Regions from separate parts of the Homo sapiens genome. Here all the other regions are linked to region 1. The links are chromatin loops, found by intact Hi-C in ENCODE. Cell type or tissue: heart right ventricle. All regions are shown on one strand. Each heading gives the region's core, and the rest is flanking DNA. Links, peaks and the distances in the headings are about the cores only.

The links. A loop is a pair of places that touch in the nucleus more often than their neighbours do. Peaks named below come from ENCODE experiments on the same cell type or tissue, not always from the same donor. Only the 100,000 strongest peaks of a DNase experiment are listed, where the experiment ranks them.
Region 2: it touches region 1 in a loop (15-fold over the local background); 18 of 110 quality-filtered maps call a loop at or near these places.
Region 3: a loop joins it to region 1, with 4 times the contacts of the local background. A loop is called at or near these places in 14 of 110 quality-filtered maps.
Region 4: a loop joins it to region 1, with 2.3 times the contacts of the local background. A loop is called at or near these places in 32 of 110 quality-filtered maps.

What each region holds. Positions count from the first base shown.
Region 1 is chr14:52,128,114-52,136,051 of GRCh38, reverse strand. No RefSeq gene overlaps it. Among named protein-coding and RNA genes, the nearest start is that of LINC02319, 6.6 kb to the right of the region's middle. In heart right ventricle, for the core only: a CTCF peak has its summit at 4,149 (motif pointing right); a DNase peak (open chromatin) is centred at 4,181; H3K27ac peaks cover 579 bases.
Region 2 is chr14:51,781,997-51,789,934 of GRCh38, reverse strand. LOC101927598 (a long non-coding RNA gene) reads right to left here. Exons shown (of 8, transcript XR_002957605.2): 2 at 120-222. Among named protein-coding and RNA genes, the nearest start is that of GNG2, 75 kb to the left of the region's middle. In heart right ventricle, for the core only: no CTCF peak of the experiment used is centred there; no DNase peak of the experiment used is centred there; H3K27me3 peaks cover 501 bases.
Region 3 is chr14:52,011,842-52,019,779 of GRCh38, reverse strand. It overlaps NID2 (nidogen 2), which reads left to right. Exons shown (of 22, transcript NM_007361.4): 14 at 486-719; 15 at 4,505-4,726; 16 at 5,324-5,493. Among named protein-coding and RNA genes, the nearest start is that of RTRAF, 26 kb to the right of the region's middle. RefSeq lists an enhancer at 5,064-6,016. In heart right ventricle, for the core only: CTCF peaks have their summits at 3,942 and 5,530 (motif pointing right); DNase peaks (open chromatin) are centred at 3,988 and 4,968; H3K4me3 peaks cover 955 bases; H3K27ac peaks cover 4,300 bases.
Region 4 is chr14:52,073,973-52,081,910 of GRCh38, reverse strand. It overlaps LOC105378180 (a long non-coding RNA gene), which reads right to left. Exons shown (of 2, transcript XR_943864.4): 2 at 7,764-7,938. Among named protein-coding and RNA genes, the nearest start is that of NID2, 8.9 kb to the right of the region's middle. RefSeq lists an enhancer at 695-1,284. In heart right ventricle, for the core only: no CTCF peak of the experiment used is centred there; no DNase peak of the experiment used is centred there; H3K27ac peaks cover 1,715 bases.

The DNA of each region.
Region 1 (7,938 bases), core at 1,203-6,202:
GGTTTGTTGCACAGATTATTTCATTACCCAGGTATTAAGCCTCACCCATTATTTATTTTTCCTGATCCTCTCTGTCCTCCCACCCTTCACCCTCTGATAGGCTCCAGTGTGTGTTGTTTCCCTCTATGTGTCCATGTGTTCTCATCATTTAGCTCCCATTTATAAAGTAAGAACATGTGTTCTGTTCCTGAGTTAGTCTGCTAAAAATAGTGGCCTCCAGCTCCATCCATGTTACTGTAAATTATATTATCTCATTATTTTTTAGGGCTGTATAGTATTGCATGGTGCATATATACCACATTTTCTTTATCCAGTCTGTCGCATTTGGGTTGATTCTATGTTTTTACTTTTGTGAATAATGGTGAAATAAACATATATATGTATGTGTCTTTATAATAGAACAATTTATATTTCTTTGAGTATAAACCCAGTAATGGGATTGCTGGGTCGAATAGTATTTCTGTTTTTAGGTCCTTGAGGAATTGCCACACTGTCTTCCACAATGATTGAACTAATTTACACTCCCACCAGCAGTGTATAAGCATTCCTTTTTCTCTGCAACCTCTCCAGCATCTGTTATTTTTTGACTTTTCATTAATAGCTATTCTGACTAGTATAAGATGGTTTTGACTTGCATTTCTCTAATGATCAGTGATGTTGAGCTTTTTAAAATATACTTTTTGGCAGCATGTATATCTTCTTTTGAAAAGTATCTCTTCATATCCTTTGCCCATTTTTAATGGGGTTGTTTGTTTTTGTGTGTGTATATAAATTCATTTAAGCTCCTTATAGATGATGGATATTAGACCTTTGTCATATGCATAGTTTGCAAAAATTTTCTCCCATTTTGTAGGTTGTCTGTTTACGTGTTGATGGCTTCCTTTGCTGTGCAGAAGCTTTTTAGTTTAATTAGATTCCATTTGTCAATTTTTGCTCTTGTTGCAATTGTTTTTGGTGTCTTCATCACGAAATCTTTGCCTGTTCCTGTGTCCAGAATGGTATTGCCTAGGTTTCTTCCAGGGTTTTTATAGTTTTTGGTTTTACATTTAAGTCTTGAATCTATCTTGAGTTAATTTTTGTATATGGGGTAAGGAAGGGGTCCAGTTTCAATTTTCTGCATATGGCTAGGCAGTTATCCCGGCATCATTTATTAAATAGGAAATCTTTTCCCTGTTGGTTGTTTTTGTCAGGTTTGTGGAAGATCAGATAGTTGTAGATGTGCAAGCTTATTTCTGGGTTCCCTATTCTGTTCCATGGTGTATTTGTCTGTTTTTGTACCAGTACCATGCTGTTTTGGTTATTGTAGCCTTGTAATATAGTTTGAGGTCAGGTAACATGACGCCTCCAGCTTTGTTCTTTTTGCTTTGGAATGCCTTGGCTATTCAGACTCCTTTTTCGTTCCATATGAATTTTTAAATAGTTTTTTCTAATTCTGTGCAGAATGTCAATGGTAGTTTAATAGGAATAGCATTAAATCTATAAATTGCATAGGCAGTATGGCCATTTAATGATATTGATTCTTCCTATCCATAAGCATGAAATGTTTTTCCATTTTTTTGTGTCATCTCTGATTTCTTTGAGCAGAGTTTTGTAGATCTTGTAGAAATTTTTCACCTCCCTGGTTAGCTGTATACCTTGGTATTTTATAGTTTTTGTGGCAATTGTGAATGGGATTGCATTCCTGATTTCACTCTTGTTGGTGTATAGGAATGTTAGTGATTTTTGCACACTGATTTTGTGTCCTGAGACTTTGCTGAAGTTGTTTATCAGCTTAAGGAGCTTTGGGCTAAGACTGGGCTTTCCTAGATATAGGATCATGTCATCTACAAACAGGGATAGTTTGACTTCCTTTCCTCCTATTTGAATGCCCTTTATTTCTTTCTCTTGCCTGATTGCCCTGACCAGTACTTCCAATACTATATTGAATAGGAGTGGTGAGAGAGGGCATCCTTGTCTTGTGCTGGTTTTCAAGGTGAGAAGTGATGCCTTATATTATATCACACATGTCTAACCTGCCTACCCCAAATCCCTGTAAAATAAATGCGTATTTTATAGTGACTTCAATGCAATGTAAATAAAGAAAGATTAGGCCTGAAAGTGGCATTTACCTTCAAATTGCTTTAACTCCAGTGCTGAAGATGCACATACAATGGAGCAAATATTTTGCAAGCCAGAGTTAGATATATGATACCATGAGTTCAAAAGATGGGCTATGGCCACAGAGGAAGGACCAAGTATTAGTGGGGATGGGTAGACCAGAGAAGGAAGTCTTCAAGGAGGGCGAAGCATTGAGCTATGACTTGAAGCATAAGAAGAATTTCTTAGAGAAGAATGTATATGCAAGTGATCTAAGAGTTCACAGTCAATGCTGGATCCTAGAACACTGTAAGGTTTCTGTGTTGATCTGGATGTGCAGACGCTAGGCTAGGTGCTCAGAATACAAGAGGGAAGCCACAAAGTTCCTGCCTTCACAGCACTTACAGTTTGGGGGATACAGACCGACAAGAGTTTGCAATGTAGAGGGATGAGGGTAAAGTATGGGGTGCGGTGGCCCTGTCTCAGGCAGCCAGAGACACTGAAGATGGGATCTGATGGTTGGATGGGAATGGGCCAGGAAGAACGGGGGCACATGTCGTTAGAGGTCTTGATGTCAGTGGATGACCATTTTGGGGACTAGAGATGATGTGACTCGTTTAGAGAGCTGCAGGTTGTTTGCTAGAACATTTCAAGGTAGGCTGGAGCCAGATGGTGAAGTGGGAGAATACATAGGGACAGGATGGACATGGGCCTTGAAGAGCACAATGAGGAGTTGGATTGCCCCAAACCTTGTTCTTGTCTTTGACATTAGTGTAAATGTGAAGAATTCCCATTTGGTAAGAGAGATTAGAGGCTTGTGACAAAGGACCCCGGTTCCCACTCTTTTCCATTTCTTGGTCATCATCGAACCCCTCCTCCCTCAGCTCAGCCTCACAAAGCATTCTGAGTTTCTGTCCCTCCTACGTTATTGGTTACACGCAGTCCCCAACATACATTCATCTTTGCACCATATTTCTTTTTTAAAATGGTTATTTTATTTTAGTTTATTTTTTTCAGTTCTGGGGTACATGTGCAGCATGTGCAGGTTTGTTACATAGGTAAACGTTGCACCATGTTTCTTATGCACGAATAACCTTGCAGGAATGGCCTCCTGGAGATGACCAGGCAAGTGACTTCCTTCCCCCTTCCCCCTTCCCCCAATCCCAGCTCCCATGGCATTCCTTCCCTTTTCTCTCTCTTAATCTTCTCTGAGCTGATGTGAAGACTGCTCACCTCTGCCCCATGGGCATGGTTTTTATCTCACCGTGGGGTAGCTTGGCAAGAGGGGAAGGAGAGGGAACTGGAGAGAGTAAACATCAAGGGCTGTCCTCTGCCTCTGCCTCCCACGCCAGACCTTGTCTTCCTGCCCCCTCAGACCTCCACTTCCTCACCATGGGTGATAGATGGACCCCTCTGGTAACCTTGGCTTTCAGCTTTCTCTCAAATATCCAGGTCTGCCACTTCAGAATACAAGAGGGAAGCCACAAAGTTCCTGCCCTCACAGCACTTACAGTTTGTGGGATACAGACTGACAAAGGTTTGCAATGTAGAGGGATGATGAAGTGTGAAAGGGGCCATTGCTAGGACATCTGTGTGTGGATTTCATCTTTCTCTATGATATTTCAGTGAAAACAGAACGAGGTGCAGAGGAGAGCCTCGTAATCCCAGGTCGGCCTCCCTTTAATTATCGTAGATGAATTAGAACCCTTTTAAAAGAAAGCTTGCTTTGAGGATAGAAAAGTAACAGGAAAGCTCTGTGATTATCATTTGTTCCTTAATGGAAAGATAGCAAAAGTTTTCACAGCTACAGACAGCCAAGCCCTGGGGCCACTGAGACGCAAGGATAGCAGGGGTACACCCCAGAGTTAAGCAGAGACCCTGTTCTCAGCCTTTCTCGTGATGACAATTTATGCTCCCGGGTTTTGGTTGCTAAAGGATCAAATACACTTTAGATCTAGAAGTGAATGAAGAAGTGTGTCTGTAAAAGAACACTACTGCCACCTCAACAACAAAAAAACCATTTTCCTCCCAGCCTAACATAGGTAGGTCCTGCCGTGGTCTTGGTGGTCGACCACTGGGGGGCAGAAGAGGATAAAAGTTTTCCCTAGAAGGTGCCTTGTCGACGGGAATCATTGGTCTCCCTGGCGCTTTTCCAATTCTCTCTCTGTGATCTCGTTCAGGCTAACTCTCTCAGAGGTTTTAGAGGAAATTACAGTTTGATCTTCCGGGCAGGAAGGTTATGTAGAGCACTGGTCCTCAAAATGTCCTCAGATTCCTGGGGATCACTGAGACCCTTTCAGGAGGTCCTGGAAGTCAAATTATTTTCAGAATAATAACAAGATATTGTCTTTTTTCCCTGGGTTGATACCTGCACCAATAGTGCAAAACTGATGGTTAAATCTGCTGGTAGCTTAGCACAAATCAAGGTACTGGCACAAAACTCTTCTAACAGTCATTGTATTCTTCACTATCACACACACGCAGTTAAAAAAAAAAAAGCCAGTTTCACCTAGGAATGGCCTTGATCAAGTGGTAAAAGTTATTGATTTTATCAAATCTTGACCCTTGCTTGGATTTATTTCCTTTTACTATTCAATGTGACAGAATGGGAGTACACACAGAACAGTTTTGCTGCATACTGAAGTAGGATAGTTATTCTGAGGAAAAACACTTCTGCAACATATACAAGATTCCTCCCTTTTTGGGGAACATCAATTTTACTTTAAAAAAAAAAAACTAAAAAAGTGACTGACAGAGAAATTATGGTTTTTCAGACTTCAGTATTTGGCTGATGTTTTCTCAAAAATAAAGTGAGCTTATCCCTTTAAGGAAAACAAGTAACTACAGTATGTGTGTTAATGACAAAATGTGAGCTTTCAAGCAAAACTTGGAAATCTAGAAAACTTGTATCTACCACAGTGAGCTTCACAAGTTCATATCTGAAGACTTTTCTGATCAATCTGATGGTGATATTAATAAATTTGATATTTTTTGTATTGTATAATGAAATGTGTCAAAATGGTGATGATTTGCATAACTCACTGAATGACTATTTTACCCTACACATAGTAAATTAAAAGATCTATTCAAAGTGTAAGACAATAAATGGATTTTAATATAACAGAGTACAAAAAGTTCATTGATATGGTTTCAGATTCCATATTACTACTAATCTTTCAAAAACTAACATTTTGGTAATTTGTTTTTTTTTTAATTGGCCACAAAAATATCTGAAAAGCTGTTGAAATACCCCTTCTTTTTCCAACTACTTATCTGCGCAAGGCTGGATTTTCTTATGTCAATCGAAACATGTAGGGCCTGGCGCGGTGACTCACACCTGTAATCCCCGCACTTTGGGAGGCTGAGGTGGGTGGATTACAAGGTCAGGAGTTCAAGATCAGCCTGGCCAACATGGTGAAACCCCGTCTCTACTAAAAAATACAAAAATTAGCTGGGCGTGGTGGCAGGCGTCTGTAATCCCAGCTACTTGGGAGGCTGAGGCAGGAGAATTGCTTGAACCCGGGCGGCAGAGGTTGCAGTGATCCGAGATCGAGCCACTGCACTCCAGCCTGGGTGACAGAGTGAGACTCTGTCTCCAAAAAAAAAAAAAAAAAAAAGAAAAAAAAAGAAACACTGTATTACAGCCAACGGAGAACAGGAGCAGATATGAGGCTCTGCTAGCCACTAACCACTAATTCTACCATGTTTTGAATAAACATTCAGGAAAGTAGGTGTCTTGATTTGTTCCCCTGTCATTTAATTACTACAAATAAACATGACTTCCTCCTTTGTCTACAAATGCTCTTCTTTTGAAAACCAAAGATCTTGACCAGGATACTTTTACTAGGCAACCTGTGCTTTGCTAACAGCAATATGATCTATCACTTATATTGTAAATGTTTTTAGTTTACAAATACTACGCATACATTCCACTCAAATACTCTGAAGTCAAGATGGGATTTGCCCAAGGTTGTGTAGTAAACAGCAGCAGAGTCACTAAAACTCTGTTTTAATGACTTAAGGTCATTTGCTGCCCCATGACACCGCTTGATCTGGAAAGTGTCTTCGCCTAGGCAGTTTGCCAGAAGAGGGAGAGAAGAAATTAAAGAGACCAGATAACTTTGCATTTGGTAAAGAACAAATCTGTCTCTCTTAGGCAGGAGTGAAGAGGATGAGATTCTTGTGTGTGGTAGGTTATGGGTCTGAACTACAATTCAGATTCTTTTTAATTTTTTTTTTATTTTTTATTTTTAGATACAGTCTCTCTCTGTTACACAGGCTGGAGTGCAGTGGCACGATCTGGATTCACTGCATCCTCGACCTCCCAAGCTCAAGCGATCCTCTCACCTCAGCATCTGAGTAGCTGGGACAACAGGCGCCACACCACCACACCCGGTAAATTTTTGCAATTTTTGTAGAGATGGGGTTTCACCGTGCTGCCCATGTTGGTCTCGAACTCCTGGACCTAAGCGTTCCGCCTGGCTCGGTCTCCTGAAGTGTTAGGATTACAGGCATCAGTAATTGCACCCGGCCAAACAATTCAGGTTCTTTTTTGTTTTGAGACCGACTCTCAAACTGATCGCCCAGGCTGGAGTGCAGTGGCACGGTCTCAGCTCACTCCAACCTCTGCCTCCCAGGTTGAAGGGATTCTCGTGCCTCAGACTCTTGAGTAGCTGGAGTAAGCCTAATTAATTAATTTTTTTTTTTTTTTGTATTTTTAGTAGAGATGGGGTTCCACCATGTTGGCCAGGCTGGTCTCGAATTCCTGGCCTCAGGTGATCCCGCCTGCCTCCGCTTCCCAGAGTGCTGGGATTACAGGCGTGAGCCACCGAACCTCGCACATTTGTTACATTTGTAGACAAGCGGGACAAAATGAAGGGAGGGAAGCTGTGTATAGAATGAAAAAGGCGATTCTTCAGGAGTTAAGAGTAGTTTATAGAATCTGTCACCAGTGTCTTTTCCTTGTATTCTCTTTTCCCGTTTCACACATCTCTTTCCTAAAGAGTTGGCAACTTTAACAATATTTACATTTGCATGGCCCCTCTCAATTTTCAAAGTATTTTCGCAATCATTGTTCACTAAACCTCAGACAGAGCCTTCCCTCTGTGAGGAAAGCTCACAGAGTAGGTGTTATGGGCTCCTGGTGCCTTGGCAAGCAGAAGTATTTCAGGAGCTAGGCGAGCTGACTCTAGCCTAGTCTGGAGGATGAGCTGGTAGGATGGGGAGAGCCTACCCCAACTCAGCTGCCCACAGCATCAGCACCACCCTCCACTTGGAAAAGAGGAAGCACCAGAACCCAACGTTCCCCCAGACAAAAAGCCCCAGAGTTTCTGATTCAGTTCGTTAAGGATGGGGCCTGGGAATGTGCATTTCTATCACGTTCCCAACAGATGCTACCGGTCTGGGAACTACACTTTGAGAACCACTGCTTTAATTCATACCATATGTTTGCAGAATTAGTCCAAAAACTTGTATGTTAGGTGACACCTGATAAAAGAAAAAGTTCATCTGAATTAAATTTAAAGAAGTTTAATTGAGCAATGAACAATTTGCGAATGGGGCAGCACCCAGAGTCACAGCAGATTCACAGAGACTCCAGCACAACCACGTGGTGGAAGAAGATTTATAGACAAAAAAAGGGAAATGACCTACAGAAACCGGAAGTGACGCACAGAACAGCTGGATTGATTGCAGGTTGGCATTTGCCTTTTTTTTTTTTTTTTTTTTTTTTGAGACGGAGTCTCGCTCTGTCGCCCAGGCTGGAGTGCAGTGGCGGGATCTCGGCTCACTGCAAGCTCCGCCTCCCGGGTTCACGCCATTCTCCTGCTTCAGCCTCCCAAGTAGCTGGGACTACAGGCGCCC
Region 2 (7,938 bases), core at 1,831-6,830, 350 kb after region 1:
GTAATTTCCTCTGACCTTCTGAGAACTGTGTACCCATTTAGAACCCACATCAGAGCCTTTCCAGAAAGGTTTTCATTGGGCATTTTAATCCCTGCTGTGAAAGACATTCTCTGACTCACTAGCTCCAGAGACTCCAGTACTTCTGCTTCAACAATCCAGTTCTTCCTGGTAGGTCAGAATTAAATCTAAGAGAGAAGTTCCTTTTGTTTCTTCCTCTTCCTTCTGCAAAATAAAATGATTAGTAAGACAAGGTCAAAAATGCATGTTCTGCTTTTAGAGAAATTAGATTTCCAGCAGAAATGCAGAGAGCTAAGTTCCCATTACATCTTTGACTTGCAAATATGTCAATTTTGTGATTTTTAAAAATGTGCGCCCCATGTTTATTGCAGTGCTGTTCACAATAGCCAAGACATGGAATCAACCCAAGTATTCATCAACAGACAAATGGATAAAAGAGAATGTGGTATATATACAAAATGGAATACCATTCGGCCATTAAAAAGAATGAAATCCTGTCATTCACAGCAATACGGATGGAACTGGAGGACATTATGTTAAGTGAAATAAGCCAGGCACGGAAAGTTAAACACCTCATGTTCTTACTCATATGTAGAAATTTTAAAAAGTTTACTCAGATATGAAAAGCAGAACAGAGGTTACTAGAGGCTGGGAGGGGTAGGGGAAAGGCAGGATAGGGAGACATTTGTTAAAGGACACAAAATTACAGCTAGATAGGAGGAACAAATTCTAGTGTTTTATAGCACCACAGGATGACTAGAGTTAACAATGTATTATATACCTTATTTTTTTTTATTTTTATTTTTGAGACAGAGTCTTGCTCTGTTGCCCAGGCTGCAGTGCCATGGTGCACTCTCAGCTCACTGCAACCTCTGCCACCTGGATTCAAGCGATTCTCCTGCCTCACCTTCCCAAGTGGCTGGGCTTACAGGTGCGTGCCACCACATCCAGCTAATTTTTGTATTTTTAGTAGAGACAGGGTTTCAGCATCTTGGCCAGGCTGGTCTTGAACTCCTGACCTCATGATCCACCCACCTCGGCCCCCCAAAGTGCTGGGATTACAGGCATGATCTGGCTATATACTTTCAAATAGCTAGTAGAGACGGAACTGAATGTTCCCAAGAGAAAGAAGCAATAAATGTTTGAGATGATGGATATGTCCTCATCTGATCACTACACATTGTATGTATCGAAACATCAGTATGTACCCCCTAAATATGTATAATTATTATGTGTCAATTGAAAATAATTTTTAAAGAATCAGTATAATACCATCATAGAGTTTTAAAAACAGGAAAAACTCTGGCTATATACTTTCAAATAGCTAGCAGAGACAGAACTGAATGTTCCCAAGAGAAAGAAGCAATAAATGTTTGAGATGATGGATATGTCCTCATCTGATCACTACACATAGTATGTATTGAAACATCAGTATGTATCCCCTAAATCTGTATAATTATTATGTGTCAATTGGAAATAATTTTTAAAGAATCAGTATAATACCATCATAGAGTTTTAAAAACAGGAAAAAAAATTGTCCATCATTTCCCTTTCACCCTAGCACAATTTCTATCATTTCTGTATTTTTCTACATAAATGTAGAATTTTGCAGTTGAAAATAGTATAGCATACAATTTTGTATCTTGTTGTATTCACTTATCATCATAAGGTTTTCTTCATGTTACCACATGGGTTCCTAACTACGCAATGGCTGCAGAATATTCTGTCAAGTGGTTGGACCCTAATTTGATAAACTAGTCCCCTAAAGTTATTGTTTCTCATTTTTGATCACTATAGCGTTCCTTTTTGCATTTGGCTTTTTTCCTGCCTTTGGATTATTTTATTAGGATAAAGTCCCAGACCTGAGATTATTGAGTTCAAAGATAGAAACATAGAGCGGACAAGGCTCCTAACACTGGGTGGCAGGCTGCTTCCCACAAACTGAACTCTATGCCTACTGCACCACTATTCACAATAGCCAAGATATACAATCAATCACAGTGTCCATCAACAGATGAATGGATAAGAAAATGTGGTACATAGATGCAATGGGGTACTCTTTATCAATTACAAAGAAAAGTTCTGTTATTCGTGGCAGCACGGGTGGAGCTGGAGGACACTGTGTTAAGTGGAATAACACCACGACAGTGACCAGAAGTGAGCCCAGGCTCATCCTCTTCACAGCTCCTTCCCCGACACAGCTCAGCTGCCTCACTTCTGTTATCAGCTCCTCACAGGGCAGCCCAAGTGAGCGGTTTTTGACTCTGTCCTATCCTGAAGTGGCCACAGGGACAGTGCCTGGCATCTGCCATGGACCATCAAGAGGCAATGAAGAAGTGGTCAGGGCAGAGGTAGAACCACTCATCCATGAGGGCCATGGCCAGCAGCAGCCTGGCCGCCAGGGGCACCTCTCGGCAGGTGAGGCCTCTCCTGCTGTCCTGGGGCTTCTGTTCCATGTTGATTTCCTCTGTAATTTCCTTCCAGGTGCCCCTTCTCCCAGCTAAGGTCTCCACCCAGGTACCTGGTCAGTCTGTGCTCTGGTTGGCCCCCAGGGACTGGTTTGGAAGCATCCTGGGATTCTGCAACAGTTTTCCATGCAGACTCCCACTTCTTCCTCTTTTCCAATCTACTCTCCACACAGCAAACATGATTGTTTTTCTGCTGCCTCACAGCCTATAGCCACGCTGGCTCTGCACCCACCTGCTGCTCCAGGCCTGCATGCACCCTCTGTGATCTTTCTAGGAATATGTTAATCAGAGTTCCATCTTACTTGGCTGATGCTACTTCTGTCATGTCAGGTCTTTCAAAGCCATTTGACAGTGGATAGAATGTTTATCACCAATATGACAATGCTTAAGGCTTTCCCCAAGGAATGCACGCAAAGAACATAACTTTGAGTTCCTAATTATACTTGATTTAAAGTGTTGTTTGAGTGCCAGGCTGCAAATTGGGGGAAGAGTAGGAATTTAGGGCCTGGATTTGGAGTCAGACATATTCATTTTTTAATCCTACTTCTCCTGTGTGTTATTAGTCAGAAAAACAGAAATCAAGCCAGTAATTTCACAGAAAAGACCTTCATAGAGGGAATTGGTTAAATTGGTATTGGAGACAAAAAGGGGACCATGGGCCACCAAAGAGATCATAACTTCAGGAAGCAGCTACTGCCCCTAGGGTGTTGGAATAACTAAGTTCTTCTTCAAAGACTCAACTTCCTGGTCATAATTTACAAGGTTGTAAATCCCTACCCTCTTCTTCTCTTGCCTCCTTTTTTTTCCTCCTTTTCCTGCAAATTGTGCATTTACCCTGTTTGGAAAAGTTCAAGTCTTAGCCAATCATGATCAGCTTACATTGTGCGGTCCAGCCCCAGCCAATAGGGGGAAGGACACAGAAACAGGAACTGCTTTAGGGATACAAATCCCTTCTCTCCTTTGTTCGGTGTGCTCTTGCAATTGTGATGGATGTAAGCAGCACCCTTCTGCAGAAGTAAAGTTGCCTTGCTGAGAAACTCTGAGTGCTGGTTCTTCTTTGTGGTGCCGAGCACTTGTTTCCAACAAAGGCAAGGGGAAAGAGAAGAGGATGAAGTTATTAGAACCTAGAGGCTTGGAGTAGAAACCCTTCATAATTGGGACCTGGATTTCTGGGGAGTAGGTGCCAGTGGACTGGTGCTGGTATTTCTGAGGAGTTCATTCCAGGAGGGTAGAAAATGATTGCTGATTGGATAAAGAAAATGTAGTACATATACACAATGGAATACTATGCCGCCTTAAAAAATAATGAGATCACATCTTTTGCAGGAACATGGATGGATTAATTTCCTTAGGAAACTAATGCAGTAATACAAAACCAAATACCACATGTTCTCCCTTATAAGTGGGAGCTAAATGATGAGTACTCATGGACACAAAGAAGAGAACAACAGATACTGGGGCTTCCTTGAGGGTAGAAGGTGGGAGGATGGAGAAGAGCAGATAAAGGAACTATTGCATACTAGGTTTAGTACCTGGATAATGAAATAATCTGTACAACAAGCCCTCTAACATGAGTTTACCTATATAACAAACCTGCACATGTACCCTCAAACATAAAAGTTTAAAAAGAAAGAAAACGGCTGTTGCTGAGGTGAAAAACCATTATTGAGATGATGCAGGCAGAAACAGGAGGCAAATAGGAGGGAGCAAGTCTCCTCTCCCTCATCCAGCCTCACTGTCCTTCTGGCATGCCAACAAAACACCAGCCAGCTGACCATACAGAAATGTGGTTTGCAGAATCCCCACCTCGGCATCACAAAGCAGAGTACAAAAGGGCAGGTTTGAAACGGAAAGAAAATGGCTTAATAACCAGTACAATGACCTTAGGTAAATTACATAGCCTCACTAAGCTTCAATTCCTATACCTGTATAAGGGGGAGAAATACCTTGTCTCAAGGTTATTGTAAGGATTAAGTGAGATAATGGATACAGATTGCTCAATAAGAACATTGAAAGTAGCTGTAGATCTATGTCCCTGATACACCATCTTTAGCCTCAACATGGCAGCCAGAGGGGGACAAGGATAGGGAGAAAGATGGAAAGAGGAGAGAAGAGCAAGTAGGAGAAGGAGGAGGGAAGAATGGAAAGAGTGCAAGAGGTATTTGGGAACACCATCAGAGAGAAGGGCAAAAGCCCTGTGGACCAGTCCTGTCTCTTTGGGAAGGCTTTTCCCATTTTGAACAAATTATATGCTCTGGGTGCTTTTAATGACTTCTGGGGTTGTTGTGATTTCTGCAAAATCAAGAGAACTAATAAGAGTAGCTGGAGGTATGTGATCATTTTCTAAAAAATTGAAGGCTCAGTAGTTTGGCAAAAGATGACAGCAGGAGGTCTTAATGAGTTAGACCAGAAATTAATCTTGTCTTGTTTCTCCTTTAACTGTTTTTTCCCCCTGTGTCTTTGGCTGATTCTAGCAGCTGTTCAATTGTGTAATTAAGTCACTTCTAAGAGATCCGAGAAGCTGGGTCAGTACTATATGTTCTAGTGATCACTGGCTATCAAGATAAAGCTTGAATTGATATTTTGAGCAGTTATAAAACTCATGCTGCCCCATTTTCATGGAAACTGGCAACTGAAAATGCTAATGGTATTCAGAACCCTACTGCCATCAACAACTCCAAGGAGGGATAAAATCCAGAGCTAGCCTGATGCCTCCAACAATATTTCTCAAACAGTAATTAGTCATTAGGAAAAAAACATAAAGCAAGAAATGCACATTAAAATGATGTATAACATAACCACATTTAAGAATGTATTCCAATACCAAATGTCAAATTTCAACAATGCAAAAACCACAATTACATTTGCATCAGCCTAATAGCTAGGAATGAGAAAAACAGACAGGATAAAATATAGTCTAAGAAATGGAAAATGTTACTGTTCACTCTATTCCACCTGCACAGGAAGAATCTTCACATCCCACTTGGAGGTGTGCCCCTTTGCCTTTATCCTTATTTCCTTCCTGGAGATTGTACATAAATTCCTTATAAATGAAAAAGAGTCACTTTCTGAAAGTGTAAATTGAAATGTGCTGGCTGTATAAACTTATCAAATTAGTTTTGCTGTTGGAGGAAATCTTAATTAAAAGGCTGCTTTGAAATAAGGAAGTGTAATAAAACATTTTTCATTTTGTTTGCTTTCACGCCAGCCACATTCACTTTTATGATTTAATTTTTATTTTTCTTATTTAATGGATGACATTAGATTTGTCTTCCCAGCAGGTTCATTTTCAAAAAGTTAATGAAGTCAAGCTAAGCATATATGGTAGATCATTAGGGTTTCTGCTTACAACCACCAATATCCCATAGTCTTTGATTCCACTTTCTGTTTGGGGACACGATGGGATTTATCAGAAAAATGAATTCCTCTGTCTAAATACAGAGGACATAGCCACGTCCTCTGATTCATGTATTACGAAATCACTTGGGAACTATCAGAATTACAGAGGAAACAGCACCCCGTCCATCTTCTCCAAATGAGTAAATTTGCCATGAGATCACATTTTTTGTGGCTTTACACAATAAAGAATTGAACAAAAGTAAGATTTGATCTATGAGAATCAAAACTTGAGAATTTTTAAATTGGTGTGTAGTAACCCAGTGTTATTAGGGGTTAGGGATCAGTGTTTTAAGCATTTGTTGAAGGCTGGTGTCACTTAACTTTTTATAAAATCTTTTTCTTTGTTTAAAGGTGAGACTCGACCCTTCTTTTCCCACGTGAGGCTTCTTATGGAAAGAGCACAGGTATCTGGGGTCTAAAGGCCTTGGTTAGTCTGCTATTTCCAGCCAAGATGGAATAACAGGAATGGGATTTAAAATTCCTACCTGAAACAACCACAAAACTAGGGGTAAAAAAAATGAAAGAATGTTTTTCAAAACATGGAAAATAGGAAACAGTTCTGTGACACTTGAGAGATGGTAAAAAAAATGAGGTGAGCCTTACAATCTGTAGAGTCAGTGCGATTCTAAGTAAAATCTCAGAAATTTTTAAATAGAAATTGACAAGATTTGTACAGAAATGCAAAGGACCAAAAATAGTCAAAACAACTTTGAAAAAGAACAGCAAATTTGGAGGGCTTATCTACCTGATTTCAAAACTACTTATTATAATGCTATAGTAATCAGTATGGTATCGGCATAAAAATAAACAAATAGATCAATGGAACAGAATAGAGATTATAATAATGGAGTTACATATATCTGGTCAATTGACAGTTAACAACGGTGCAAAGGAAATTCAGGGGAGAAAGGATAGTCTTTTCAATAAGGGGTGCTGAAAAAAATAGATATCCGTTTGCAAAAAAAGTAAATAAATTTTAAAAACTCCAATACACATCTCACATCATATAAAAAATTAATCAGAATAAATCATAGACCTAAAAGCAAAACCAAAACTACAAAACCTTTAGAAGAGCATATAGGAGAAAATCCCTATGACCTTGGGTTACAAAGACTTGTTAGATACAGAACTAAAAACATGATCTAAAAAAATTTTTTGGTAAATTGGACATCATTAAAATTTGAAACGTCCATCCTCAAAAGACATTATTAAAAGAATGAAAAGGAAATCTACAGAATGAGAAGAAATATTTGAAAAATCACATATCCGATAAAATATTTATATATGAATATATAAGGAATTCACAAAACTCAATAATATGCCAACGAACAACCCAATTTTTGTAAGTGGGCAAAAGATCTGAACAGACACTTCACTAAAGAAGATATTTGAATGACTAATAGGCACATGAAAATATGTTCAACATCATTAGTCATTATGGAAATGCAAATTAAAATCACAATGAGATGTTACTACCTATTACAGTGTCCAAAATGGAAAAGACTAACCATACCAAGTATTGGCAAGGATGTGGAGTATCCACGTATGAAATTCTCATACATGCTGGTATGACCATTTCGGGAAGACAGTTTAGCTGTTTGTGAAAAATCTAAACATATACTGATCAAATAATGCAGACATTCCATTTTTAGATTTTTACCCCAAAGAAATGAAAACTTAGGTCTGCTGCAAATATTTTCACGTCAGTGTTTATAGAAGCTTTATTCATTATAGCCCCAAAGTAGAAATAATCTAAATGTCCATCATCAAAAGAATGAATAGTGGCATACCCATCTAAAGACACATTCCCTAACAATAAAATGGAATAATACACAAAACAACAGGAATGAATCTCATGATAATTATGCCAATAACGCTAGACAAAAAAGCATATACACTATATGTTTCCATTTATGTAAAATTTGTATAAAATGAAAACTATAGTGACAGCAGATCAACGGTTGCCTGGGGATGGCAGTGTGGGGGTGGAGACTGGGGGATTCCAAAGGGGCATGAGGAAATGGATGGGATAAAGGATATGTTCATTATCTTG
Region 3 (7,938 bases), core at 1,562-6,561, 120 kb after region 1:
TTTGGATGAAGTGTTGAGATCAAGCTTATTAAGCAGAGCCTTATGCGCCGGTAGCCAGGGTTAAGCCCGTGGCGACCGTGTTAGAGGAGCTTGGCTAGCTTGGTGCAGTCTCGTGAGTGGTGAGTGCCGTTGGCTTGCAGCTTCTCAGACTTAACCTGTGGGCCTCAGGGCATGAATGAGCTTTGGCTTGTTTTCTCCAGAGTCTCTTGGGATGTTGGGCAGATGCCACCGCTATCCCTCATTTTCCCCAGATGACAATAGGGAGGGGCCGGGCTGCTTTACACTTAGAGCCAGCTAGGGACCTATAGGATGAACTAGAAGAACTGGAGAGAAATGAGGTAAATAGTGGCAAGGTATTATAAAATAAGAATCTCGGGCTCCAAAATCCCAGCGCTTTTCCATGCCACGCTGTGGGCTGGTGAAGTGGATGGGTTGCAATGCCTTCTATTTCTCTTTTGTGTCTTCCTCTGCCTTGATCCTGGAAGACTCCACCTCAAGCCTGACACCCTGTGAACAACAGCAGCGCCATGCCCAGGCCCAGTATGCCTACCCTGGGGCCCGGTTCCACATCCCCCAATGCGACGAGCAGGGCAACTTCCTGCCCCTACAGTGTCATGGCAGCACTGGTTTCTGCTGGTGCGTGGACCCTGATGGTCATGAAGTTCCTGGTACCCAGACTCCACCTGGCTCCACCCCGCCTCACTGTGGACCATCACCAGGTGAGCTTAGGCCTGGGGCTCAAGAAGCAGAATGGCACTGGTGGTAGGTAGATCATAATTCCTGCCCAGACCACGCAGGCACGGGGCCAGTCACCATCCTTCATAGCCTCTTTCCTCCTGAGAAGACTTGAATAATAGTGCGTACAAATATGCATGTTTGTGTCATAAGGACATAGAGATATGCAATACATGACACATATGATCTGTTACACATTTGCCTCTTAGACCCTTGTCCAGTACAAACTGAAAGTTGAGATTGTGTATGTAGGTCAGACTGAGAACACTACCCTAGACCTGTTATAGAGCAGCTTAGGGAGATCTGACAGTTAGAAGATCTGGCCAGACTGGCGTTTTGACCAGAAGGAAAACTGCTTTCCTATGTAACTATCTCACTTACCTCTGCCTTCTGAATGGCAGGAAACAGTATGAACGCTCTGTTAGTATCAATAGGAAAAATTAGAAAAATAACACCTGCTAGTGGAGCCAGTTAGTTTTCTCTAAACTGACAATCCCAGCCCTCTGTAACCCAGCCCAACATCTCAGAGGAGGCACAGACATCTGGTTTCTGTTAGCCCATACAACCTGAGAACATGCCTGCTACCATCTAGAGCATTCCCCAGCTGGGTGGGGCATGGTGATCAAGTGCTCACAGTCGATTCCAACAGCAGGCAGATAAGGCAACTTTCTGTTCCTTGTTGAATTATTCAGGGATAGGTAAAACTTGTTTCTTTAATCATTACAGAAGAACTTTATTTAATGAAGAGCATAGGATTGGCTTGATACCGTTTTAGCCAAAATGATTCCGACACAGCTTGCTATCCAAAGATCCATTTTTACTATTGAGAAGGGTTCCATAAATACTAGTCTTGGCTTTTAATGTGTGAAAGTAAGAAGAACTGGAGAATTACCAATAGTTTTTTTCCCTTTTAATGGTGTTAACTGTTGCCCGGGTATGGTGGCTCATGCCTGTAATCCCAGCACTTTGGGAGGCCGAGGCGGGTGGATCACGAGGTCAAGAGATTGAGACCATCCTGGCCAACATAGTGAAACCCCGTCTCTACTAAAAATACAAAAATTAGCTGGGCGTGGTGGCACGCACCTGTAGTCCCAGCTCCTCGGGAGGCTGAGGCAGGAGAATCACTTGAACCCAGGAGGCAGAGGTTGCAGTAGGCCAAGATCATGCCACTGCCCTCCAGCCTGGCAACAGAGTGAGACTCTGTTTTTTTTGTTTTTTTAAAAAAAGGTCAGGTCTTGGCGGTTCTCAGATAGGTAAAAATTGGTAATGGTTTGATCCATAGTCGCTCTTTGTTTCTATTTTTAGGAAAAGATTTTAAAGGTCCAAAAAAGGTACAGAGAAATTCTATTTCCCTCATGCCTTCTCTTTGAAAATGTCTTGGTTCTAACTCCATCTGGGATTTGAAGAAATCAAATGGTTGGGAGGTGCCTTTGGGGAATGGTTCAGAATTCGATTAAATTTATTAAGACAGGCATGTGTTAAGGACAATGATTTTAAAGGGGGAACCAAGATTTTAAAGGGGGGGGAACCAAGAGACTGAGAAGTGAATGACGAAAATAGGGTCGTGTTCTCTTGTGCGGACTTTTTCCTGCCCACACTCTCTCGGCGCTGGTTTGGCCCCAACTGCTATCTCTGACTGGTCTCATGTTTGATGGGGTCAGCTTGAGGGAGGGTAAGGACGCTCTGTGCCCACAATTTCAAAATACTTAAACCCTTGCCAACCAGAAGCACAAGAGAAAGAAATTCATGGTTGGGTTGAAAAGTAGCAAATAGTAACGAATGAAAGGGATGCCCATGTATGAGTGATTTGGGACACCCATTTCCCAGGAGTTAGGCATGTCTCTTTGTTTGGAATGCAGACACATAGCACAGGGTGGTCCCTTAAAGCAAAAATGGATCCTTGGAGTTCTGAATGTGGAGCAGGGGTGGAATTGGGAACTTCTCCAGGAAATCCTGCAGTGTTTGAGGAAGTAGCATTTCCCTCTCTGTGTTCCTTGAGACACATTTGGCTGAAGAAGTCAGAGTCTTACCTTCTCCACGGGGTCTTAAAAAGAGCTTTGTCTCCCATGGGTCATGAGCTACAGTGACAACTTAACGGCATTCGCTTCCCCCAATTCTGGTGAGTCGTGCAGTTGAGCTAGAGCTAGTTGGGTTTGAGCTCTGACAACTTCATTCGCAGTCTTTTGTGTTCCAAGAGGAATTGTAGGTGCTGGAACCTGATCATAATGCTCCCAGCTTTGTTCTTTAGAGTCACTGGAGGGTTTTGAACGGAGTGACATGAAATGCCTTTATGTTTAAAATGGGCCATTCTGGCTGCTGCTAATTGAATTTACACTGGTTTTGGAGAGAGTGAGGGCATAGAAGGGTGGAAGCAGGAAAACCAGTGGGAAGGCTGTTGCAGAAATTGCAGGGAGAGGATGAGGCTTTTTGACCAGGGTGAGGGGGTGCAGTAGTGAGAAGTAAAGATATTCTAAGTGGATTCTGAAGTTACCCCTAAAAAGAGTTTTTGACATATCAAATGTGGATGGTGAGAGAAAGGAGGGTCAAGGATAATTAGGTCTGAGCAGTGGAAAAATGGAGGTGCCATTTACTCATATGGGAAAGACCAGGGGAGCAGCTGGTTTGATGGTGAAGGCAGGGGCTCAGTTTCTATTAGTTTCTGATTTCTATTATACATCTAAATGGTGGTAGCAAGTAGGGTTATTGGCTATGTGATTCTGCAGACCATGTGCTTTAAGTTGCAGGAATTAAAAAGGAAGGAGAAGCACCTCCTCTTGTTTAAGTTCCTTTGGGTAGTCCTAACATAAATGAACAAGTTATCTCAATAACCTTCTGCAGCAGAGTCTTCTCAGAACAACCTGTATTTTGGACAAAGCCTCAATGGCACTGTGGAAGCAGCCTGGGAGGAAACTGCTTTGCAACCAAAGCCAGCAGGACTTCAACCATGGAGTGAGCTGTGAGGGAGGGGACAAGAGGAGAGGATGCTGGAGAAAGGGGGGGAAAGGGCAACACGGCAGGAAGCTAGAGCCTGCAGGAAAAGATTCAGCTTTGAGATAATCCCAGGCGCAGGGTGGCTAAAGCAATTCTGGAAACTGGGCTGTGGAAGAACCATTTTTAAGCTGTTTGCCACCACCTCTGCTATGCTTTACTACTAATTCCACTCAGTTTTACCTTTACTCCATGTAGTTTTCCAGTGGGTAGACAGAGGGCACCGTGGCGCTGGGCTTTCAGTAATACTTTCTAAGACACACACTGGCCAGTCGCAAGATGGCCCTCTCCTCAGCAGCTTCGAGCTTGAAGCTTGAAGCAAGTGGGGAATGAATACAAATTGGCTTTAAGCATCACCTCGGCTACTGAGTCCCCAAGGATCACCTGCACAAGTGCTCTGTCAGCAGAGGCGCCCGAGGTACAGGCAGGATGGGCCTTGTGGGCCTCTCCTGGCCAGAAGGAGATCATGCCCCTTCCCAGGCTGAGTGAGCTGCACTGCTGATCTTACCTCCTCTTGTTCTTTCTTGATGTGGCTGGGCCTTGATGACAGACCCTCCTGGCAAGAAAGAAGCATCACATGATCTATTTCTGATTCCCATGGTGGAGAAGTACTTAGAACACATTTGCTTCCCAAGTTTGGTGTCCACGGGCTTGGCTGAGACCTGGACAGTAGGAGAAGGAAGGCCAGGAGGCCAGGCATGGGGTCTTGAGCTACATTTTGCATTCTGTCCTTGACTCACAATCAAAGGTTTTTCTTCTTCCCTCTTCCCCATCTGCTCAGAGCCCACCCAGAGGCCCCCGACCATCTGTGAGCGCTGGAGGGAAAACCTGCTGGAGCACTACGGTGGCACCCCCCGGGATGACCAGTACGTGCCCCAGTGCGATGACCTGGGCCACTTCATCCCCCTGCAGTGCCACGGAAAGAGCGACTTCTGCTGGTGTGTGGACAAAGATGGCAGAGAGGTGCAGGGCACCCGCTCCCAGCCAGGCACCACCCCTGCGTGTAAGCACCTGGCCGCCCCCGCTCCCCTCAGCTGTATCTAAGGCCTTTGCTAGGGATGGTGCCTGCTGTGGTGAAGTGGGGGGACATGTGGGGTCACCAGGTCTAATGAAAGAAGTCACTATGTGCTATGTTGATTTATAATCTGGTCCACACAAGATCCCAATTTGCGTTTGGTGTCTGGTTTTTGTCATTAGCAGCTTCCATAATTGGAACATCTGCAACTCGGTTCAGCAGGCAGTTACTCCCCCTCCCCAGCCCAGGGTGACAGGGGACACGTGTCACTCTGGAGTCCTAAAAGGAAGCTGACACAATGCTGGCTCTGTTTTTTTTTTCTCTTGAAAAAAAAATCTGTTCTGCTTTGTTCTGAGGGAAGTGTTTTGCTGTCTTCTTCCCTAGTAAATGGCAGATTTACATAATTGATCCTTAAAAAAACCCTAGAAATTAGAATTTCTTTTGAAGAACATCTGGAGCACATCTGCGTAGGGCGAAGAACTTTTGATATTTTTGGAGGCTCTGGTATGTGGTAAAGTAACTTTTCTTCCCATCTCCCTGCCTGCCCTTGTTCCCCTTCCTGCTCTCCCACCCTCTCTCCCACAGGTATACCCACCGTCGCTCCACCCATGGTCCGGCCCACGCCCCGGCCAGATGTGACCCCTCCATCTGTGGGCACCTTCCTGCTCTATACTCAGGGCCAGCAGATTGGCTACTTACCCCTCAATGGCACCAGGCTTCAGAAGGATGCAGCTAAGACCCTGCTGTCTCTGCATGTAAAGTGGATTTCTCCTGTAGGGGGCAGGGCTGCGTGGCTTTCCCAGTGGGAGCCACCTCACAGGCCCTGTTGCAGTGAGGTGGACTGGTGCAGGGAAGTCCTGGAGGGTTTCTGAGCTGCAGCCCATCGGCATGGGCCCGATGCCACCACCATAGGACCAGGGCTCTCTCTTGCTGGGAGTCACCTGTCACTGACCAAGGCTGTGCTCTCTGGTTCGTTCATGGAGTTTCAGATAATATGGAAAGGGAACTTTAGAGTTGTCAGCACATGGAGGCTGTATGGTGATCCAAGGGAAAATGGACCGACTCTTACCCTAAGTCCCCAGGGTTGTATGTCATAACATCTCCATGGAAATCCTGGAAATCAAAGTGACAGGACAACTAGTCACAAGGTGTGATCTCTGCGGTTTGTTGGGGACTCCAAGTGGAAGTCAGTTAATGACTGTCTCACCGTTGCAGCCCTTCCCTTTCACTTTGGTTCTGTCCCTTTGACCCACTTCTTTCCTAACCTTCCCTGACTCCATAGATGAAAACTTGAGGAGTGTGTGATGCTGGGAGAGGAGTGGATGGAGCCTTCCCCAGGGGATGTTTGATGCTTCCTGAGCCAGCAGCCTCCCTAATGCAAGGCACCCCATTTTGGGGAGCGGGTTTTCTCAAAAATGGAGGAAAAAAAAGGGTGGCTGTCTCGAATGGCATCGACACAGTGGAAAATCATCTGATTCCATTGTTGAACTTCACACTCCAGGCACTTGCTCATCCCTGAGAAAGAATAGTACGGCATTCAAGTTTACATTTACTTCTGTTAATGAACGACACTTATTTGGTTCCAGAAAAGCTTAGAGGCAGCCAGTGTTTAGGAAGAGATGTGTTCTTTTTAAGATTCGAGTTTGTTGGGTCCTGTCCCCTCCCCCAAGAAAACTCTCACATTGTTTTGTAAAACTTTCTCTGGAAGAGGTAGAGACTAAGAAGTTGACATCACTTTAAGCTAACCCTCTTTTATTCAAGTCATAGAGCTTGATTGCCTTTCTGAACATGCCCCTGACCAGGACAGGGTGGTGATGGTAGTGGTAGTGGAACTGAAAGAAATGGGACGTGGGTTATTTGCACATTTTAAGGAAATTTACTTAAACTGGGACTTTTTCTCTAACCTGAGGTTATGACATGGGTTTATGAATCCCATGATTCCCGGGTTAATGGAAGCTCATTTGAATGTGTACTCTTGCCTGGGACAAACGACTTTTCAATTTTCAAATAAAAGTGTAGTTGACCTTAGGCCCGCCCCCCATATAAGCTGCCTGTTTTTCCACTGAAGCCAAATCCCGTTTTGTACAATCTTTCTTGGCTGACTACGCTCCCAGGGGGCGTAAGTGAAGCCAAGCCCCAGGAGGCTGTTAGGCAAGGCAGGAACTTGTATGACCTCAGGGACAGCCAGCTAACCCCTGAATGTTGGCTTTGCACATCTGCTGGGCTTCTCAGAGCAGGAGCCTGGATTGGAAACTGAATGAAGCAAGTTCTGCATGGAGTTGAGGAAAAATATCAGACTCAGCATTTTTTTTATTTTTATTATTTTTTTAAAAGACTTGTCATTTATTTAGCAATGAGGAGGAGAGACCTCACTAGCCAGAGGTTGGATAACCACTACTCCCTAGTTCCTTAACCCAATAAATTAGATTTTTTCCTTCTTTTGAGACAGGGTGTAGCTCTGTGTTGCCCAGGCTGCAGTGCAGTGGCACCATCTCGGCTTGGTGCAGCCTTGACTTCCTGGGCTCAAGCGATCCTCCCAACTCGGTCTCCTGAGTAGCTGGGACTACAGGTGCGTGCCACCATGCCCAGTTCATTTATTTTTTGTTTTTTAGACGGGGTCTCACTATGTTGCTCAGTCTCGAACTCCTGGGCTCAAGCAATCCTCCTGCTTTGGCCTCCCAACGGACAGGGATTACAGGCGTGAGTCACTGTGCCTGACTACACTTTCTTTAGTACAGGATATAACCAACATCTTGCCTCCTAAGAGTCAGGGGCAGGAGTATAGGTGATTGTACTTCAGGTAGAGGAAAGATCTCATTCACAGAGGAGGGGAGAGTAGATTTTGTTGGCATATAGTGGCAAATTTTATTAAGGCTCTGGGAAAAGTGCTGATGACATTGGGAAAAGATTCAGTTTTTACCCAGTAAAATATTAAAAACTTATTTTGCTTAAGGCCATGTCCTCTAATTACTGAAGGGGCTGATTTTTTTTTTTTTTTAAATCATCAGTCATAATAGCACCTATTGAAGGGCTTACTGTATGCCAATTACTGATTAGGACACTTTACAAGCACTTATAGTATTAATTTTTATAGCAACCATATGAGGCAGGTACACTATTGGCCTCATTTTGCAAATGAGACAAACGCATAGAGGTTAAATGCCCAAAGCCACATGGCTACTAAGTGGCTGAGCCTAGAT
Region 4 (7,938 bases), core at 2,027-7,026, 55 kb after region 1:
AATGCTTAAGCTCCACAAGGTAAACTGCAACGCTCATGGACAGCATGAGAATCACCTCTTTAGCAGTTAGCATCGGATTTGGCAAAATAGCCACCCTGTTCCCAATTATATTTTACCTTGCAGCAGTAAAAACAAAACAAAACAAAAGAGGAAAAGAAAGAGGAGGAGATAGAAAACACACACACACACACACAAAAATAACAACACAACAGAATCTCCTGAGCCCAGGGCTGGAAAGCTGAGCTGAGCTTTGTCAAGTCCATTTTCCAGCTGAGCCTAAAAAAGAGACTGACTCTATTTGTGTGGCTTATTAATGATTCAGGTCTGACAAATTTGGGTTTGTAAATAGGAGAGGCTGAATTAGACTGTCCTGTGTAAATAAGTCTTTAAAATCGCACTGTAAGTAATGGCTGTGGTACACCAGATGTTTTTAATGAAGTGACCACTCCACAGAACAGCACCCTGAGAGTCTAAGCTGATGGGAGGGCGCTCCCCCAAGTGCCTTTGTATTGTTTTATTCCTCTTCTAGTAATAGACCAACTTTTCCCTCCTGCCAGAAAAGAACAGTGAGAAGCTGGCTTTCTGCTTTTATGAATCTACCTGTTATTCTGTTTACTGTGGCCACCAGATGCTTCAAGTAGGAGCTAAAAGGTCTTTTCAATCCCAGCTCTTAAGTTAATGCTCCCACATCTAAGTCAACTGAACAAGGATCTATTAAGCCCTTCCTATATACTTTATGTTTGAAAAGATAATAGCCAGAGAGCTCAGAAAGAATGCATCACAAGTGCTTTGTGCTGATCTGACAGTAGGTGTTCTTCTCTCCTCTCCTCTGTTCATTCCTGGCTTAAAGTGCAACAGAAAGGGCTGGAACTCTGGCTCACTGACCACTAGCCTGTGACACCAGATATCTGGTTTTCTTCCTATTGGTGCTGTGACGCTTGAACGAGTGACTGAATCTTACTGAGTCAGAGTTTTGTCACACAAAAATGTGGAGATTAGATTACAGGATTTCTCAGGCTCCTTCCAGTACTAAAAAGCTATGAGTCTGTGAAATAAGGGAGAAAATGTAAGAAACACATTTAGGCCAAATCCATAATGATGCCCAAGGATACCTAATGCTCAGGATTCTTTCCGAGTCAACTGATAAAGGTACCTGTTTATTCAATATACTGAATAAAAATTAAAGAAATGGCAAGGGGAGACAAATAACACTTGTTTTTTTTCTTTTGTTGAGACAAGCTCTCACTCTGTGGCCCAGGCTGGAATGCAGTGGTGCAATCAAAGCTCACTGTAGCCTAAAACTCCTGGGCTCAAGCGATCCTCCCTTCTCCACCTCCCAAGTAGCTGGGACTACAGTCATGTACCAACATGCTCAGCTAATTTTTTGCAAATGAAACCTTTAAATGACAATTTAGAAAGGTGGAGATGTTCCTAAGGTTCTAGAGCATATGGCATAATGATGTCAAGTACTCAGGTTTTGAGTCAGCCTATTCAGGTTCAAATCTCAGTCTCACTACTTAGCAGCTGTGTGATCCAGCCCAGTTTCTTTCTCTGAGCTCATAAATATAAAGTGGGATAATACTATTCTCCCCAAGGAGTTGCTAGCAGGATTAAATGAAATAATGGATGCATGCCTGGGCCATGAAACATTTGATAAATGTTATATGTTACCACCACTACTACTACTACTACTATTACTACTAATACTACTACTTATAGTGCACAGTGAATGATTACTCCAGAAGTACTTAGAGCAATGGATGGTGCTGAAGAGAAGAGACAGCTGTGGTGGAGAGACCAAGGCACCTAACTTCACAACCAAAGTCCAAGGTTTTAGGTAAAGATAACACAGAAGTAAAGAATATGTTCACAATCAAAATTCCACCGTGGAAATTATATAAGGTACTGCCCCACAAAGATATTAATGCCTATCTCTTAAGAGTGTTAGAATGAGTTACATGACATAATGCCTGTGAGTCCTGCATTGTAAACCACGAACTCCTCTACAAATGTAAAGATTGTTCTAATCTAGGGAGATTATGAACCTAAACCTATAACAGCAGTCTTTCTATAATGAGACAGCTGTTTATCTGACAGGCTGAAATACTTCACATTTTTTTTGAATGACTGGGGGTTATCTTCATGGACATCGATTACTAACAAGTAGAACGTCCCTATTCATCGTGCTCTGCTGTTTTAACTTGCTTTCATGTACATGACCTCCTTTCATTCCCATGACCTGAAAGGTATAGAGGGGATTTGTCCCCATCCTGACCCTCTCCCAGTTCTTCCTTCATAGCTGCCATAATCTGGTCTTTGCTCCCATTTTTCTTTCCAAGTAGTGATTATTGGAAACAGACATAAGAATAATATCAAACACTTATCTTGAATTCTAGGTCAAAGGGTGCCTTTAAGCAAGGAAGGGGCATATTCAGGAATTTTAGAAGGCTTAATGAGCAGCAGCTGACCTCGGAGAGTCTGGAGTGTGTGGACTGAAGCAGGGATGGGTTGGAATGCAGTGGACCAGTGAGTGTCATATCATGAGAGCAAGGGTGGTGAGACCTGCTTGTATTTTGGCAGTGAGAGTGAGAAGCAGGCAAGACACTCTGCAGGAAGTAAATCTATGAACTTCATTTCTTCCGCAAATGTTTATTGAACATTTACCGGGAGTCAGGTATTGTGCTAGGGGCTGGACATATATTGGGGAGTAAAATAGACAAAATCTTGATCTCTGTGAATGTATGATTTGTGGATGTCAAGTAACTGGATGTCAACGAGATGGAAAGTGGGAAGTCAAATGGCTAATTCTAGCTTGGCTGTCAGGGGAAATAGTGGTACACTGGGCTGCACTGGAAGGCGGGAGGAAGACTGGGTTTGTGGGAAGGCTGATGCATTTGGTGTTCAGCACAATAAAGTTGAAGAACTAATATCAAAATACTTTTCTAAAATGAAATCCGTGCTGGATTAAACTCAGGTTTTGTGGCTGGCACCAAGTGACCTACATGGCTTTATACAGTGACTCAAAGTCTAATTAAAGCAGCACCCAGTCTGACTGCAAATCCACTTAGTCCTGGTCCCATATTTTAGGAGGCATTTTTCTTGCAAACCTTATATGAGAAAATTTATTGAAATAGTAGACAATGTCTTTGAGTATAGCTTTACAAGAATGTACTGAAATGTATATCAAGTTGATTTTTCTCATAAAGACCGTCTATAAAAGTTGAAAGCACTACTCAGGAGGCTGAGGTAGGAGATCTACTTGAGCCCAGGAGTTCAGAACAGCCTGGACGACATAGCGAGACCCCATCTCCTAAAAGAAAAAGTTGAAACTATAAAATTAAATCCTGACTCAGTCAAGGAATTTTTGGGAGTGGTAAAATAACACAATCCAAGTAAATTATTTTCTCATGATTTCACTTAATACAGAGAAGGAATATAGAGAAATGGTATGTCCCTTAGGCTGTGTCTCAACTATCAGGTGTGTCCAGGAAACCAATGTTAAGGGCTGGGTTGTGGTTAATTCCTGGCCAAATTCTCTGCCTGGTGCCTGATATAGCAATATTTAGTGTGGCTCACAGGAAGCACCGTAGGTCACAGATGTACAATAGCAGAGTCGACACATTATTGGGAAAACTTAGGAGCCTTGCTTTTTCCTTCTACTTCCCTAGAAGTAGGGCCAAGCCAGGGATCATTCTACTTCCTCACAGATGTGGGCCACAGAGTTGGTGAGATCATATTTTTCCCCCTACAAAAGTACTGAATCATTCTGACTCTTAAGGAACTTGTTTAAATGTCACTGCTTTGCCACATAAACTATAAAGACCATTTTATCTTGAAAAAATATTGAAAGTAGGTTCAACCAATCAGTACCAAAGAAAAACCCATTTATAAGGTGTCTAGAGAACAGTTGATCCCAACCTTGACTACACTTTGAATCACCTGGGGAACTTTAAAATCTACTGATGTCTGAGTCTCACCCCTGGAATTCTGAATTAATTGGTCTGGGGTATTGTCTGGGCTTTGAGAGTTTAAAAACTTCTCCAGGAGATTCTGATCTGCAGCTATGGTTGAGAACCACAGCTGTTTCTGATGTTTGCTTAGGCTTCTTGGCAGTAAAACCATGGCATCAGCACAGAGGAGGGGACTCTTTTTCCACCTTACTTTGGCAGTGGAAATGTATCCTATGCAACTCCTGGAGTATCTTTATCTATTAATCTTTGTGTCTGATATGAACATTCTACTTTTTGGAGGTCTGCCTATGTCAATGGAATCAAAGACTGGGGTGATTTTGTAGTCTTCACATTTCTCTTCATTTATTTGTTATCGTTGTAATTTCTGATGTTCATACTTGGAGGATTTCTGATTCATTTTGGATATCACAATCATTCTGAATGGCTAATGAACCGGGTTTCTGTACCAGAGTAATGAAGCATAACTATGTTTATGTGTGAGTGACCCCTTGGGGCCATTCATATCCTACTTCAGCTAGTACTAGTTGTTATAGCCTGAACAAGTCACTTAAATTCTCAGAATCTCATTTTCCTTATCTTATAGGTTGTTGTAAGGATTGCACATAATATAGTGTCTACTGCATAACAAATACTCAATAAATTATAGCTATTATTATCTCCAAATCTAGATTGCAAGCTCCTTAAGGATATGAGGTCATGTTTCCTATAAAAATTTTAGATATTTATAATTTTCTGGCATTTATGAGATGGTGTTCAATACAGATAATACAATTCCAGCTTTATAAATGATAGAGAATACTAGACAGAACTCTTTCATCAGATTGGCAGATTTAGATGTATAGTCTAGGACCATGTTACTAAGTAAGGTAACTGGTCGATCGGAACCTCAGCTCTATAGTTTTAAGCGGTTAAGAGCCTGGGTTCTAGAATCAAACCTTGTGGCTTTGCTTTTTTTTGTGTGGTATAGAGATGGGTTCTCACTGTGTTGCCCAAGCTGGCCTTGAATTCCTAGGCTCAAGCAATCCTCCTGCATTGGCCTCCCCCAGTGCTGGGTTTATAGGAGTGAGCCACCACGCTCGGCTGACCTCCTGGGTTTGAATTCTGCCTTCCATTCTCACTGGCTTGGTTCTTGATCAAGTTACTTAATCCCCCTCAGCTTAGTTTCCTTATCTGCAAACTGGGCATGTTCCTTGGGTGAATTAAATGTTGCACATATTGCATGCACAGTGCTTAACCGGAGCACACTACATTATAAAAGTTCAATTAAGGCTTGCTATTATTATTATTGGCTTCATTCACATTGTTCTGACTCATGCATCAACTTCCAGAGGAGGTGACAGTGGCCAGCAGGTCACATGCAACAGAAATGAGGTGACACCATTTCGTAAGAAGCAAAGCATGTCTAGGAAAGAAGCACAGAAGAAGCCAAGGACAACAGCCTCTGGAAACTCAGCGGTGGCCACTACCCAATGGAGACAGCACATACTGGCATCACTCTTGGGCAGTCACCCAACTCATTAGAAGTTGACCAGCCCTTATTTATTCAACATTGTATACGGTAGCTATTGGAGTCTTAAAGGAAGTGAAAAGTAGTACCTTTGAGGAACTACAGTCTGGGTGGGAAGAGAAGTCTTCGTAAAGAAGATGGATATTCATGTTATATTATTAAGTGCTAAATTGTGTGATTCAGCCTGTTCTTTCAGTAGGAGTTACAAGAGGGGAGACAGCAATACTGGCCTTTCTGCACTATTCTTTCTGGAGGAAAATAAAGCCATTAGCAATAACATTTTCAAACATAATTAGCAGGGAAGGTGTCTCTCTGCTAACAAAAAAGCCGAACGTTCTAATCCCCCTTTTTCTGCAACAATCCAAAATGTAACAAATATGTGAAGAATCAGGGAGTGGGTTATTCAGGAAATAAGTACAGGAGTTATGAAAGATTTCTTTAGAGGACTTTTTCCCTAATTCGAATCACCAAAGGTTTACTGAACAGCCCTTCTGTAACAGATAGGCACTGTGCTAAACCCATGAGATGGAGAATGAGGAAGATACAGTCCTATCCTCAAGGGGTGGCTCACATTCCAGTGACTATGTGGGACTATCAAGTCTCAGGGCATTTCTAAGGCCCTTCTCTTTTCCTGTGCTCATGGTAAAAACAGTCTGAAATAGAGAAACTGAGTAGATAAGCAGGCATAAGGAAAAAAGAAGTAAATAATGTATCATTCCATGAAAACTACCCTTGAAGACAGTGGAGGGGACAGACATAAACAGACCATTTCAGCCACATAAGTGAGGAGCTCAGACAGGGGTGTGCCCGGGTGTTGTGCATGCGCTGGGGGAGAGGTTCTCCGTGGAAGCTGGAACTGAGAGAGGCTGCCAATGTGATGTGATGTCTGAACTGAGTACTGAAAGGAATGAGAGATCATCAGAAGATGGGAAAGGTGTTACAGGCAAGGAACAGCCTTTGCAGAGGCCCACCAGGGTCCAGCCGCTTGTGTGGGTGGTGACCTTGAAGTAGCTCATCATTGCTAAGATATAATGTGGGAAAGGGCAGAAGGTGACAGAAGCCAAGCTACAAAGGGCTTTCCCTGCTGGACAGCCTTAGCTTTCCCCAGAGGTGAGGGAGATCCATGAAAGGAACGTGTGGTGGTCAGATGTATTTTTAGACATATGTAGAGAAAGAATTGGGGGAAAGGCTCAATCGTGAGGAGTGGGTGCTGCTGCATGCAACAGTGGACTCAGCTTATAGGGATCTGTTTGCTCACATGCCAAGGAATATGGTGAAGGCAGGTACTGACTGGCTTAGATACTCAGCTCCCCTCTGTGTTTTTGCTTGGCCATGCTTTTGTCCTCATTGTTGTACCTCACAGTGAGAAGATGGCTGGCCAAGCTCAAAACATCACCTCCATGTTTAAGGTAGCAAGAATGGGGAAAGATACAACTATTCCCTTAAATCACCAACACAAAACCTTTCCAGAAACCCCCAGACTTTCATGAGATGTCTGGAAGTTAGAACAGGACTATACCAAATGGCCACCTTTGGCTGCAAGAGAGACTGAGAAAGTAATAATCTTACTTCTATAGTGATGGGGGCCAGGGAGAAGGAGGTTGGAAATAAGGGTTGAAGAAATGAACCTATCATTTCTGCCACAAAAGCTAGCAGGTGACAGTTGGTGAGGACCTGAGATAGGCCAATGGTAATCGAGAAAGGGCAAATATTGTTGCCATGGACTAAAATGGAAAACTCAGAAATACTGAGTATTGAATCTAGTTATGCTAGATGAAGACTTAGGTATTGTCTCGGGGAGATGTTCAGCAGGGAGCTGGATGTTAGTTCTAAACTTAAGTGAAGGCTCAGGCCTGGGGATATATTTGAGAGTCATTAGAATATAGGTGGGAAGCTGGGCCATCAGAGGAGTCAAGACACTCCAGGACAGCATGACATGAGAAGAGCAGTAGGCCATGGTCATGCCATACATTTAGACATCGGAAGCAGAGCATGAGAAATTCACAGGAGATACTACAACAAAATGGCTGGAAAAGTCAAGGGAGTAGAGAATTTCTAGAAATGAGTGGTCAGTAGGATCAGAAACAAAAAGGCCCAGTAAGATAAAAACAAAAACTACCTATAGGGTTTGGTAATATGATTTTGCTGTTGGTCTTTCCCTGAGCAGTTCAGTGATGGGGTTGGGAAGATTATTTTTGCAGTGGAAAGAAGGAGGCAGGAAGTATAAATTCCTTTCCAGTAGAGTTTTTGAAAGTAAGAGAAATAAAACTAAGGCAACAAATAAGTAGGGAAATTTGTTTTTTATTTTTATGGGTAAGACTGGGCAGAGGGGATTTAGAGGCAGAGGGGAAGAGGCCAACAGGGAGGGAAGGGTTGAAGTTACAGGAGACTGTATCACTATAAGGGTGAAAGGCTTAATCATGATTGGCTTCCACCAATCTTAGGGCATCTGCCAGGGCT